2 separate regions of the Homo sapiens genome follow, and region 2 is linked to region 1. Evidence: chromatin contacts called from ENCODE Hi-C data. All regions are on one chromosome and are shown on one strand. The core of a region is the stretch at or near the end of the contact, and the rest is flanking DNA. Distances in the headings are between cores, read along the strand shown. Region 1 holds the start of GAS2L3 (growth arrest specific 2 like 3). Region 2 overlaps ANO4 (anoctamin 4).

Region 1 (6,586 bases), core at 2,429-4,928:
AAGAATTAAAATAATTTAGAGGCAAGGCTGGGCGCGGTGGCTCACGCCTGTAATCCCAACACTTTGGGAAGCCAAGGCGGGCGGATCACCACATCAAGAAATCCAGACCAGCCTGGCTAACACGGTGAAACCCCGCCTCTATTAAAAAAAAAAAATTAGCCTGGCATGATGGCGGGGCGCCTGTAGTCCCAGCTACTCCGGAGGCTGAGGCAGGAAAACGGCGTGAACCCAGGAGGCGGAGCTTGCAGTGAGCCAAGATCGCGCCACTGCACTCCAGCCTGGGCAACAGAGTGAGACTATCTCAAAATAAATAAATAAATAAATAAATAAATAAAATAATAATTATAATAATAATTTAGAGGCAAACTCCTCACCTAATCCCCACATTTAACCAGCAAAGGATGTGGCCTTAGAGAAAAGTGTTTTGCATAGATTTCCTGACTCAGGATTCACTTGCCACTACACTGTCCTTATATCTTTATAAGGTATAGAAATTACAAAGACAAAATAGAACAAAAAGCAAGTTATCATAAAAATGCACTGCTGACAAGATTTTAGTAAAAGGTTTAGAAATATTAAGTAGTGTGTGTTTATGTGTGTGTGTATGAGGCAGAGAATTTTTGTGTACATATCTCATATAGGATAGTTTCAAGTTTTAATAAATGGTATTCAAATGTTTAGATACATAGTATGCACATAATAAAAATAAAAAGTTGACAGCTAAGGACTCATTAAACAAGATCTGTATAACACATTTTTTTCTTAAGTTTCTGTAGAGCAGTGCACATATTTTGATGTTAGGGTTCAAGAAATCCAATGTAATACTTTAATTCAACTCAAAATTTGGCTAAATGGGGTGGTATACAAACTGCCCTTTAGTTTTAAACAGAAACACTATGACACATAGATTTGAAAAATAGGTCCTGTGAATACCTATCTATTGTGGTGATGTGAGCAGCAAAGTGTTGTGGGATTGATTTTAATATTAAAAGTGTTACTGAAACACCAGGGGTTTGGTCTAGGTCCTGCTGCTTGCAGCACAGAAAGCCAAAGACTGATATGACAAGTACTGCCAAGGAAGAAAGTTTTAATCAGGTGCTGCAGCTGAAAAGATGGGAGATCAGTCTCAACTCCATCTTCCTGACCGCTAAAATTAGGGGGTTATATAGCAGGGAAGAAATGTAGCAATGTGTAAGAAGAAAGGAACTAGAGAGGGGCAAGGAAGCAATCAGGATGAATGAAGGGCCAGGCTTTCATTGGCTGAGATGATCTGGTGAGTTTCAGTTCTTTGATACTTTTTGAGAGGTCTAGGGATCCTTTCCTAAGGAAACAACTCGGATAAAACAAATGTAAGTTTTAGGTTTTAAGACCAGAAGGGTCAATTTCTACGGTTGGGACTACTGAGTCAATTTCAAAAGTGGCAACCACTATCTGGTTTCAGGTTCATTTACCACTTAAATATCAACTCCTAGTTACCATCTTCACTCACCCACCTACCCCAGAATGTAAGCTCCATGACAGTAGGATCCCTTGTGCTTAGAATGGAGCCTGACACAGAAGATGTGTAAAATAATATTTGTTGAATTTACTTCTCAAATCTATATCTCCTACACAGACCAATTTAAACAGCTTCAGGTCTAACTTTATCTTCTGAACATCTCCACTTGCACACTCCTCTCACACTTCAAACTGAACACACTCCAAACCAAAATGCATTATTTTCCCCCACAGCCTGTTTTCCTTGTATTCTTTAGATTGGTACCATCATCAATCACATAATAACTAAGTCCAGATGAGTCAGCTTCTTAGGTATCACCAGATACCTCTTCCTCACCATCCCTTCTGAGATAATTTAGGTAACCGTCATCTTTTAATTTAAGGGATTGCCACCTGTCTTACTACCATCTTCAAACATCTGTGAAAATATTGTTTTTCCCCTAAAACACAAATCTGTTCCTACCAGTCCTTCCTTATAATCATCCCAATTGCCTGTGGGAAAGAAACTAAATTCCTCAGCATCTACCAGGCCTTTCATTTGTGTCTACTTCTCCCATCTGATCTGCCTCCCAATCTGCAGACTTCAGTCATTCAAAATGAGTATTCTCAGAACATTTCATGTACTCTCACATCTCTGGAACCTTGTCTTTGTTGCTCTCTCTGCCTGGAAATTAATTCTTATTCCCAGTTATCCCTCCCTCCTGGCAGAGTCTTAATTCATCTTTAAAAATTCAGCTCCTTTCAAACCTCTGCCATCACCCTTCAAGACTCTTAGGGGTTCCTTCTTTCATGGACCTCCACAGACTTCCATTTGGCCTTTACCATGCTGCTGAGCACTTTGAAGCCTAAGGCTGTTTTCATTTCAGTTTCTTTAGCAAGCAACAGTACATCTCATTGTTTTTGTTGAGTAAAGGAAGGAATAAATGCTAGAGAGAGATGTCATTCCAGTTCAGTGCCCACCATTCACAGATGGAGACCTGAGGCCCAGAGAGGAGACATGATTTGAGGAAGGCTAAAAGACTGAATAGGGCCGGGTGAGGTGGCTAACGCCTGTAATCCCAGCACTTTGGGAGGCCGAGGTGGGAGGATCACTGGAGCCCAGGAGTTCAAGACCAGCCTGGGCAACATGGCAAAAACCCATTTCTACAAAAAACACAAAAATTAGCCCGGTGTGGTGGCACAGGCCTGTAATCCTGGCTACTCTGGAGGCTGAGGTGGGAGGATCTCTTGAGTCCGTGAGATCAAGGCTGCAGTGAGCCGAGATCGTGCCACCGCACTCCAGCCTGGGTGACAGGGCAAGACCCTGTCTCAAAAAAAAAAAAAAAAAAAAAAAAAAAAAAAAAAGAAGGGCCTGGGCTGCAACACAGGCCTCGGGGACAAAGCCAGTGATTTTTTTAAAAAATTATTTATTTATTTATTTTATTTTTTGCTATGAAACAAGCCACATTTACAGATATAACCGACTTGGGATTGTTACACTGATGTCTAGTCTCGGCTTTATTTCAACCCTGGGAGCTAGTAAGCATCCCTTACGTTGAAGTTCATTGTTTTTTTGTTTTGTTTTGTTTTGTTTTCAGGCTCCGGTGTTTGCTGAAGAGTCAACATCCTCCTTTTGTGACTTGGGACTACAGGATTCCTCCTCATCCCTCCGCACCTGAGAAGAGGGGCCTCTCTCTGAAAGATTTCTGCTGAGGACCCCCATTCCTGCTGGGTTCCAGGCTGCGTCTCTGGAAACCGTGGCGCCCTCAGGTCAGCCAGCTCCCGAGTGGATGTGGGGTTGGGAGCGGCTCTTAACAGACCAGGATAAAACTCAGGGAAGCGCCTTCAGCTGCACCGCAACATTCCAGGACGCTCAGAAGCAATTATTACAGGCGAGGTTCATTCACCTCTCAGGCCTGTGGGAACAACAGGACGGGCTGTGGCTTTCGAACTGGCTGTCGCTGAAAGGCCAGATCGGAGGACCTGCTCTGACTGAACCACTTCGCCTTTCAGTGAACAGAGGGACTTGGCCACCGAAGCTCCGAGACGCCCGGAGGCGCAGCGCTGGACGCGCTGACAGGCGAGCGCCCACGGGTCGCGTGCTTCCCGGCAGCCCGGGGGCGGGGCCTCAGACCACGCCCCCGCCTTATGATTGGTCCCTTCGAAACAGGCGGCGGCCAGCGGCTACTGACCCTGAGGCCCAGGCGGCGGCGGCAGCGGCGGCGGTTGGTCAGGGGCGTGTTGGCCCCGCACAGATTGAGCCGAGTTGTCGCCCCGCTGGGAGAAGTGACCCTCCTGCGCCTGGTGAGTACTTCCCTGTTTGTCTTCTCTTTTCCTGGCGAACTTTTACGCGCTGTCTCGGGGCCTCCGCGCCTCAGCCTGAGGGCTCCAGGAGCCCCCCGCTCTCTGAGGCCCCGAAGCTGAGGTTTGTTGGGTCTCCCGGCTGCGGGAGCCAGTACGCTCTGCGTTTGCCTGGCTGCGGCAGTCGCGTGCTCTGATTGGCTCCTGGGGCCGTCAAGGTGACGTTGCGCCTGCCTTCACCTGTCCACCCAAGTGCGGAGAGAGGGGCGACAGGTGTGCGGGGCGGTTGGGGCTGCTGGTGTGGGCGAGCTCAGCTGGGGAGGAGGGATCCAGCCGCTACTCGCCCTGCTTTAAATCCAGAGCGGTATCAGAGCCCGAAGGTACTGTGGGATCTTCAGGGGCACCCTCATCCCTAAGCGCCTGGCACTTAGAGGGTCTGTTTTTTTCTGTTCATCATCCTCGGAAAGAATTGATGAAGTCTCTGGCCCTGCAAAGAGAAAGAGACAGACAGTTATTCTTGCCCTCTAGCAAGGTTTATAGGCTCTTCCCTGTTTTTTCTCCCAGTCCATGCAGGGTCTAGAACGCCCACATGTGCGGAACTGGGGAATAGAGCTGGAGACCCTGCGCGATGCCTTCCGCCCACAACCCTCAGTTTGGAGGACTGCCCGGGGAGAGGCTGGCAAAAGAAAGGGAAGGCTTGTAGAGTGCCTTGGAAGTCAGAGGAAAGTTTTGGAGGGCGTGCTCCTCTATGCAGTCACCCGTGGTTCCTTTCCTAATCTTTTCACACCGAGGGATTGAATGTTGTAAATTTGAGTGCTTTGTGGCATGGCATGGTGGAATAGCTGATCCCCAGTGGTTGCAAAGAGATGATTTTAGGTCAGAGCCTGGGTTTTGCTTCGCTTGTGTGAAGAGCAAAAAACAAACAAACAAAAACAACAAGAACAACAGAACCGCTTTGTGAATTGCTATCTGATCACCTGTCTTGGCACTTAAATGATTAGAAATTGAAATTCTCACCACCTCAGATTCCCTTTGGGAACAAATTGGAACTGTTTCAAATGACAGAAGTGGAAACTCTAGTGATCTGGTGTAGATGCCGATACCTGTTGTCTGACTCATCTGTTTCAAAATCTCATTAGAAACCAACTGTCATTGAACAGTAGGTGTTTGCTATCTGACATTGAATTAGAAGTAGTAATTTTTTTTTTTTTAGCGTGACAGAGTTGCTAAGCAGGGGGGCTCTGAAATCAGACTTCATTGGATATCTGACTTTAGACACATTATTTAATCCTTCTAAGCCTAAATTTCCTAGTCTGTGAAAGAAGGTTAATAATAGTTCCTACTTTATTGAGAGGATTGTTGTAAAGATTAAATGAAATTCCACGTAACTAATTTAGCACAGTGCCTGATACATAGCTATTATTATTTCTCTGCTGTTTAACTTAGACAAAAAGTTTTGAGCTCTCCCCAAAGGATGGGGAGAGGTAGAAGGTGAAGGCAGTACCAGAGATAGGGATAATTATTGTTTATTGACTAAATTATACATGTAAAGCATTTAAAACAGTATCTGACACATCATAAACACGTGGATTACTATTTATCAAACACATCATTATATATCAGGTATTGTGTTCTTTACTTATATTATTGTTAAACCTCTTAGTAATCCTAAAATGTAGTTCATGTTATCTCTATTTTTTTTTTTTTTTTTTTTTTTGAGACAGAGTCTCGCTCTGTCGCCCATGCTGGAGTGCAGTGGCGCGATCTCGGCTCACTGCAACCTCTGCCTCCCGGGTTCAAGCGATTCTCCTGCCTCAGCCTCCCGAGTAGTTGGACTCCAGGTGTGTGCCACTACGCCCAGCTGATTTTTGTATTTTGGTAGACACGGGGTTTCACCATGTTGGCCAGGATGGTCTCGATCTCTTGACGTCGTGTTCCGCCCGACTCGGCCTCCCAAAGCTCTGGGATTACAGGCATGAGTCACCGCGCCTGGCCGTTATCTCTATTTTATAGGGGACAAAACTGAAGCTCAAAGAAGGGAAATCACTTACTAGGGTTCACCTGGAATTCAGTGCAGGCTTTTTTCTGTGTTACACACCTTTATATTCCTAACATTAAGTAACTTTCCTGCACTGGATTGTCAGTGTGACCCAGATTAATTTCTGCTGTGGGTATGGGTTTATTTTGAATACATTATGAATTTTAAAATAATGAGAAATAACTTGTGATGGTAAATCAAAATTTGTGATAAAAGAATAGTGTCAACAAAATGCATGCTATTAGTAAAAAAAACAGTGATATTTTGGAGTTTTGATGTTTGGAGAATGGCCACTTCAGAAATGATGTTCCTAATTTATATTTTGATAAATAGAAATGATGTTTGGAGAATTGGCTGTTTCAAAAGTAGTATCTCCTCATTTATATTTTCTCATTTAATTTTCATTTATTCACTATGTTTTTACTAAGCTACTCTTCCTTTTTTTTTCCTATCAATTTAAGTTTGGAGATAATAGGAAAGGTTCAGTTATTTGGATAGATTACTAAAGAGCTTGCTGTTGATGATGAGGAAAGTAAGAGATTAAACTTAATATGTATTCTTATGTTTTACTTTCTTACAGTAACGTGTGTATTTTACTTCTTATTATTGGTTTTCATACTTTGATATTAGATATACCAGTACATATCTAATGAGTCATGCAATGGACATAGAATGATATTAGATATACCTTTACAGATCTAATGAGTCATGCAATGGACATAGAATCTGAGAAAATAGGAAACTTGAGTCTGTTGGCCAATTTGTCTCACA
Region 2 (6,586 bases), core at 1,848-4,347, 410 kb after region 1:
CTCTTTTCATCATCTCCACATTTCAATTAAATTGTGGTGCCACAGGCTGGCTGCTGAAAGCTGCCATTTCACTCCTATAGAGTAGTTATGCCTGATTTTTTTTTTTTACAGCTTTATTTGTTTTTATCCATGCTGAGCACTGTACCCAGCTGGATTCAATTCATAGTCATCGCACACAGAGCCCAGATTCTGTGGGAATGTGAATTTTACAAAGTGTGATCTGATTAGTCCTGCAGACTGGAGATGTGTGGGAGGTAAAAGCTCTATAATAAAAAACCTTTGGGCCAATGGCCTCTTTCTTGAATGAGTTTTAAGGCAATCAAATGAAATAAAGCCAAGAGCCATGGGGAAGGCCACCATCTTAGCTGAGGAAGTCTAATTTATGTGTCCATATAAGGACTAAATCATTGAGCATAGACTAGTGATAGATGCTGGTGAAACACAATTAACTTTGAATTAAAAAGCAAAAAACAGAAATGTTAAGCGGCAAGCTGGTTGCTCAATATTTTTATTTTTGGAAAAAAGAGAAAAACAGTAATAATAGCCAGCATTTCCTGTATACCAGACAGTTCTAAAGACTTTATATATGTATTAATAAGTTCATCATCACAACTCTACGAATTGGGTATCATTATCATGCCCATTTTATAGATAAGGAAACTGAGGCTCAGCAAAGTTAAATCACTTGCCCAAGGTTTTGCTGTTAATATTAACAGAGCCAGGATTTGAATCTAGGCATTCCAGCCCCATAGTTCATGTTGTCAACCACTGTGTCATGCTGCTTCTCTAAAGCCCATCATCTCACTATATTTTAAGTATATTTCTTTTGGGGCGGAGGGTTCTCTTGGGGAGGAGGGTCCTAGAGCCACTGTGAGATTCTTTTCAGTTTGACCCTTTGGGAGTTCTGAAGAAGGACAGCCACCACCAAGCAGAGTTGGGATCATGGTGAGGCTGGAACAATGCTGAGAATAAAGGAGATAGTGAAAGAGAAGTTTACCATTATTTTTTAGTTTGGAATTGATTGGTTATATAAATAATATTATCTTCAGCTGAGAGTTTCACTGTGATGGTTAATTTTATATGTTCAACCTGGCTGGGCTAAAGGATGCCCAGATAGCTGGTAAAACATTATTTTGGGGTGCATCTGTGATAATGTTTCCAGAAGAGATTAGCATTCAAATCAGTAGACTTAGTAAAGAAGCTGATCCTCCCCAGTGCAGGTGGGTGCCATCCAACCCATTGAGTGGAACTAGAAGATGGAGGAATAGTGAATTTGCTGCTGCTTGAGCTGGGACATCTCTCTTCTTCTGCCCTTAGACATCAGTGCTCCTGGTTCTCTGGCCTTCAGACTTGGATCAGGATTTGCACGGTTAGCTCATAAGATTCTGGAGAGCAAGAAGTCCCGCAATCTGCAGTTTTTAAGAAGGAGGCCTAGGAAACCTGATGGTGTAAGTCCCATTTCCAGTGTAAAGGCCTGAGAACTAGGAAGGCCAATGTCCAAGGGCAGGAGAAGATGGATGTTCCATCTCAAGCAGACAGCAAATTCACCCTGCCTCCACTTTTTTGTCCTATTCAGGTCCTCAATGGATTAGATGGTGCCCACCTGTGTTGGTGAGGACCAACTTCTTTACTAAGTCTACAAACTCAAACACTGATCTCTTCAGGAAACAACCCCACAGACACACCTCAAAATAATGTTTACCAGCTATCTGGACATCCCTTAACTTAGCCAAGTTGACACAGTAAATTAGCCATAACATTCACTGAAAAGAATACATTGCCATGTAAATATATTGTTTTAATTAGGAAAAAAATAAAGCATGACCAAATTCCACGTGTTTTCAGTTAATAAATTTAGAAGGTATTTTTTCCAGTAGTATAGACACTTGAGGTAGTGCTATCATTTTAAAGTTTGGTGTGGTTTTTGCGCCTTCTGGTGTTTTTCTGTGAACAGTGATTGGGAACTGTTCACTTGGAAGCCAGATGTTTTCATCAGCAGAAGTCAGTGGAACCGAGGGACCAGGGAGATAGCCAGAGAGAAAACTGTAGCTGAAAACCACTTTTAGGATACTGTTGTTTTCATTGACTTGGCTTCATTAGAGTGACACATGTGTGTCACGATGCCCTAGCACCATGAGAACCATGGAGCCTGCTTAAAAAGAGATCAATGAAAGCCAAAAATCCGGCTGCCTGCTGAGAGGCTGCTCAGGGGAGGTGGGAGAGGCAGGAAGCAAATCATGGCATGGAGCTCTCTGCACAACTCCCAGGATGTGCTGCCAGCACCCCCTCCCGAAAGTTAATTACAGCTAGAGCTCTTCTCTGACCTCAGATGTTTTCCAAACACAAAATGAATTTTTTAGAACCTACAGAATGTAAGTTAAGATCTCTGCTGCTTGCTTAAGGGACTGTTGGAATCCTTTTCAGAGCTTTCCAGCCTTGTTAGGACTGCTTGGTCATTTATTATTGGCATGTGGGTGGACATCTAACTCACAGCTGCTATTTCACAAACAGTAATAATATTGAGGCCACTTGGTGAAATCAAAACAACACTAGAGTTCTGGCTGTCTTCTTTCCATCTATAAAACAAGGATATCCTGAGTGCAGTGAGAGGGCCTGGAATGTGTGGTATGATAGTTGTGGCTCTGCGGAGACCTTCCTCCTGTGTTTCAGGGCATTGCTGACATGCTGTACCCTTTGGTCTTGCCTTCCATGTACCACAGGATCGATAAACAAATAAGCAGGTTTCGGAGATGGTTACCTAAGAAGCCAATGAGGCTGGACAAGGAGACACTGCCAGACCTGGAGGAGAATGACTGCTACACTGCCCCTTTCAGCCAGCAAAGGATCCATCAGTGAGTGTTCCATGTTAAAGCCCCATCTCACTAAGGATGTGCAGCTGTGGTAGAGCCTCACCCTGCACGCCTTTGATTCCTGGGCATGAGGAAGGAACAGCATAGTGCCCTTCTCCCCTAAAAGTCTTGTGAGTGTTCATATCCCTTTTATTTCAGTCAGGGGAAGATAACTGCTGTAACCAACAATCCCTGCATCTCAGTGGCTTAAGATGATACAATGCTTGCTCATGTGTGTGTTGGGTAAATGATCTTCTCCACAGAAAGGCAGTGACCCAGGCTCTGTCATTCTCATTGCTCTGCCAACTCCCTGTGCACGGAGCCCCCTGCAGGCTCATCTGCATCTAGCCAGCAGACAGGAGGAGTGGCCTACACCTTTTCCCATTGAAAAGAGGGTTTTTTGTTTTCCGGTTTTTGTTTTATCTTGGTTCACTTCTCAGTTCCCCTTTCTTCAGCAGTTCACTGGGTTGCCTTAGGAAAAGCCACATCACCTGGCAGCCCACTTGCTGAGTCATCTGTCAGATTGTCTCAGAATGGTTATTTGTCACTTTTGACATGGGGGGAGGAAAAACAAGTTGGCTAAGTCACTGAGCCTGTGAGGAACTGCAAAAATGAAAGAGAATTTACTCTGAAGCTTCTGAGATGACAAGAAATGATGGCTGGATGCAGGGCAGGGCAGGCAGGAGGACAGAAAAGCCTGCCGTGTGCTGGAGACTGTAAACAATAGGAGAAACACAGCCTCTCAGTGGAGGCAGAGATCAGGTCAGCCCCACCTCCCTTGCAACAAGATCAGGAATTCCAGGCCCTCTTGCTCCAGCAGTAGTGACAGCCTCCATAAAAATGACTTACCTGGAGGGAAGAAAAGGGTGATGGATTTAAAAAAAAAAAAAAAAAGGTTGCTGATTTTGTGAGAAAGTAAACCAGGCTGAGTGCTGTGGCTCACATCTGTAATACCTGCACTTTGGGAGGCAGAGGCAGGCAGATCACGAGGTCAAGAGTTTGAGACCAGCCTGACCAACATGGTGAAACCCCGTCTCTACTAAAAACACAAAAATTAGCTGGGCATGGTGGTGCACACCTGTAATCCCAGCTACTCAGGAGGCTGAGGCAGGAGAATCACTTGAACCTGGGAGGCGGAGGTTGCAGTGAGCCAAGATTGTGCCATTGCACTCCAGCCTGGGTGACAGAGTGAGACTCTGTCTCAGAAAAAAAAAAAAAAAAGAAAGAAAAACAAAAAACGAAGGTAAGCCAAATGGCAGTTTTCAAGAAGTTGCAGGGAGTGCCAGGTGGGGACATATTTCAGCAACAGAAAAACGGTTAAAGTCTGTGGAGCTCTGCAGGGCAAAGGGGAAAAGAAAAATCAAAGAATAGATGTTCTGAATCAAAAATGTGTAACAGTAAGAGCAGTCTAATGCAGGGGAAGCAACTCTGTACGCCTCTGAAATAGCCGAGCTGATCCCCACAGGTCAGATTAAAGCCAACCCAGCTGCAGTATGTGAACATTTGAAAGGGTCATTGAAGCAAACATGGAATTCACAGACTGGCCTCAAAATCTTAGTTCGATCCTCAAGAGAAAGTGGGAACTGGAAGGGACATAATGTTAATTCAGAGATCAGGGTGTTTTCTTAAGAGAAAAAGACAGAAAAAAGCTGATACGTTCCCATTCTTAATTTAAACCCCTACCATGTCTCTCTTGTTCATCTTGGAAGTTTTTTAGACAATGAGTTGTTTCCCTAATTCTTCCGGAATGATGTCTGGTTTACAGGCAGGTTTTCCCTGTGCTTCTACCTGTTTATGATAGAGTTCCTAGCACAGTGCAGAAGGGTATCACCAATTTTGGATGATGGATGGATGGATACATTGATAGGTTGCTGGGTGGGTGGGTGGATGGATGGATGGATGGATGGATGGATGGATGGATGGATACATGGATAGGTCACTGGATGGATGGATAGATGGATGGATGGATGGATGGATGGATGGATGGATGGATGGATGGATACATGGATAAGTCACTGGATGGATGAGTGGATACATGGATACATCACCAGATGGATGGATGGGTGGATAGATGGATGGATATATGGATGGATGGATGGATGGATGGATGGATGGATGGATGGATGGATGGATAGATGGATGGATAGTGTATATGGATAGGTCACTGAATGGATGGTTGGGTATACACATGGATAGGTCACCAGATGGATGGATGGATGGATGGGTGGATGGATGGATGGATGGATGGATAGTGTACCTGGATAGGTCACTGAATGAATGGATGGGTATATACATGGATAGGTCACCAGATGGATGGATGGATGGATGGATGGATGGATGGATGGATGGATGGATGGACAGATGGATGAATAGATACATGGATGGGTATAGGAGTGGTTGTGTAGGTGTATAAATGAATAGAGGAATAAATGAAGTAAGTGGTATACACTCTGGGATTTTATTTCACTTCAAAGGGAGGATATATGAGATATAGGTAAATGGAAGAAAAAAATGAATGAATATATGGATAGATGGATGGATAAATTAGTGAAGTATGTGATGTGTGCTCTGGTATTTTGTTTCACTTCAAAGGGTTATAGGTGTATGGAAGAGGAGGGTTTCCCACCTCCTCTTTTCATGCTGTTTATATTCTACAGTGTTCTTGCTTTAGAACAATACTTCTCAGCGTGATTCTTAAAGTCAGAAGCCCTTGGATACCCAGTAGAATTTCTAGGGACTAGAACTGAGAATCATATTTTTGGAAGTATTTAAAAATATATAATAAATGAGGGATGATTAGATTAGGGATATTTAGCCAACTCTCTCACATATTTGAGAAGCCCTTTTGACATGCTTTGGTATTAATTTGTCAAATAATTGATTTATTCAATAGTCACTAATTTAGTGTTCACTTCTTGCCAGGCACTGTCTGGGTACAGAGGGTATAAAGATAAACAATACTCAGTTTGGACCCTGGTGTAGTAAAGATGCAGACTATTTTAAATAATTGTAAACAGTATGATGGGTGTGACTTAAGAGGGGGAATACTCAATTCTCCAGATTTGGAGGGAGGTTGGTAAGTGATGAGGATTGATCACAAGAGAATGCTTGATATGGGTCTTGAAGGATAAGACTTGCCCAAGTGGATAAGGGGCGAAAGGCATCCCAAGAGGAGACAGTAACGTGTGTATAAATGAACGAAGGCGTGAAATAGGATGGAGTGTTTTGAGGAACCACAAGTAGCCTTCTCTGAGTAAGAGCATAGGTTTGTGAGGAGGACCTAGTGTTGTTTGAAAAAAGAGAGTGATCAATGGAAGATGAGATATCAAGACAGGAGAACCAAGGAAGAAAAAGCAGAGGACAGCTGGAATGAATCAAACCGAAGAACCAGACCTCAGTGGGACCAAGAGAATAGAGGCAATTTTATCGTGTAAATAAGAGGTGAAAAATTAAATAAGTGTCTTGAATATTATGAGTGGTGAGGATTTATTTCTCTTTGAAAATTGCCATGTCACATAGATAGCATCCCTCGGGTGTATAAAAGTATGACTTGAAGAATGCTGGCTGTCAAATTGGAAACAATTGTTGGGTACAATCAGAAAAGAATTCCCTAAGGATGTTTTGAGAGTGACATTAATGGATTTAAATTAATCAGAAGTAGCTGGTTAATAAGCTCTGGGAATTATAGCATGATATTCCTGGCTTTCCAAATATAGTCCAAAATCCCATGTGACTTC

Evidence for each region. Hi-C counts contacts between places; a loop is a spot of excess contacts on that map. Pooled maps may share reads with other maps.
Region 2: a pooled map shows a loop between it and region 1 (13-fold over the local background). The contact joins the enhancer-like site here to the promoter of GAS2L3 in region 1. A Hi-C loop is called at or near these places in 3 of 37 single-sample maps with no recorded cell type and 4 of 50 pooled maps.

Annotation. Positions count from the first base shown.
Region 1 is chr12:100,570,006-100,576,591 of GRCh38, forward strand. GAS2L3 (growth arrest specific 2 like 3) reads left to right here and starts at 3,679. Exons shown (of 10, transcript NM_174942.3): 1 at 3,679-3,780. RefSeq lists a silencer at 3,524-3,653 and an enhancer at 3,684-3,973.
Region 2 is chr12:100,984,819-100,991,404 of GRCh38, forward strand. ANO4 (anoctamin 4) reads left to right here. Exons shown (of 28, transcript NM_001286615.2): 8 at 2,721-2,852. Among named protein-coding and RNA genes, the nearest start is that of ANO4, 190 kb to the left of the region's middle. RefSeq lists enhancers at 1,949-2,474, 3,527-4,050. Within about 2 kb of position 3,098, at least 3 of the 41 ENCODE cell types and tissues checked have a DNase peak (open chromatin) inside an H3K27ac peak, as active enhancers do.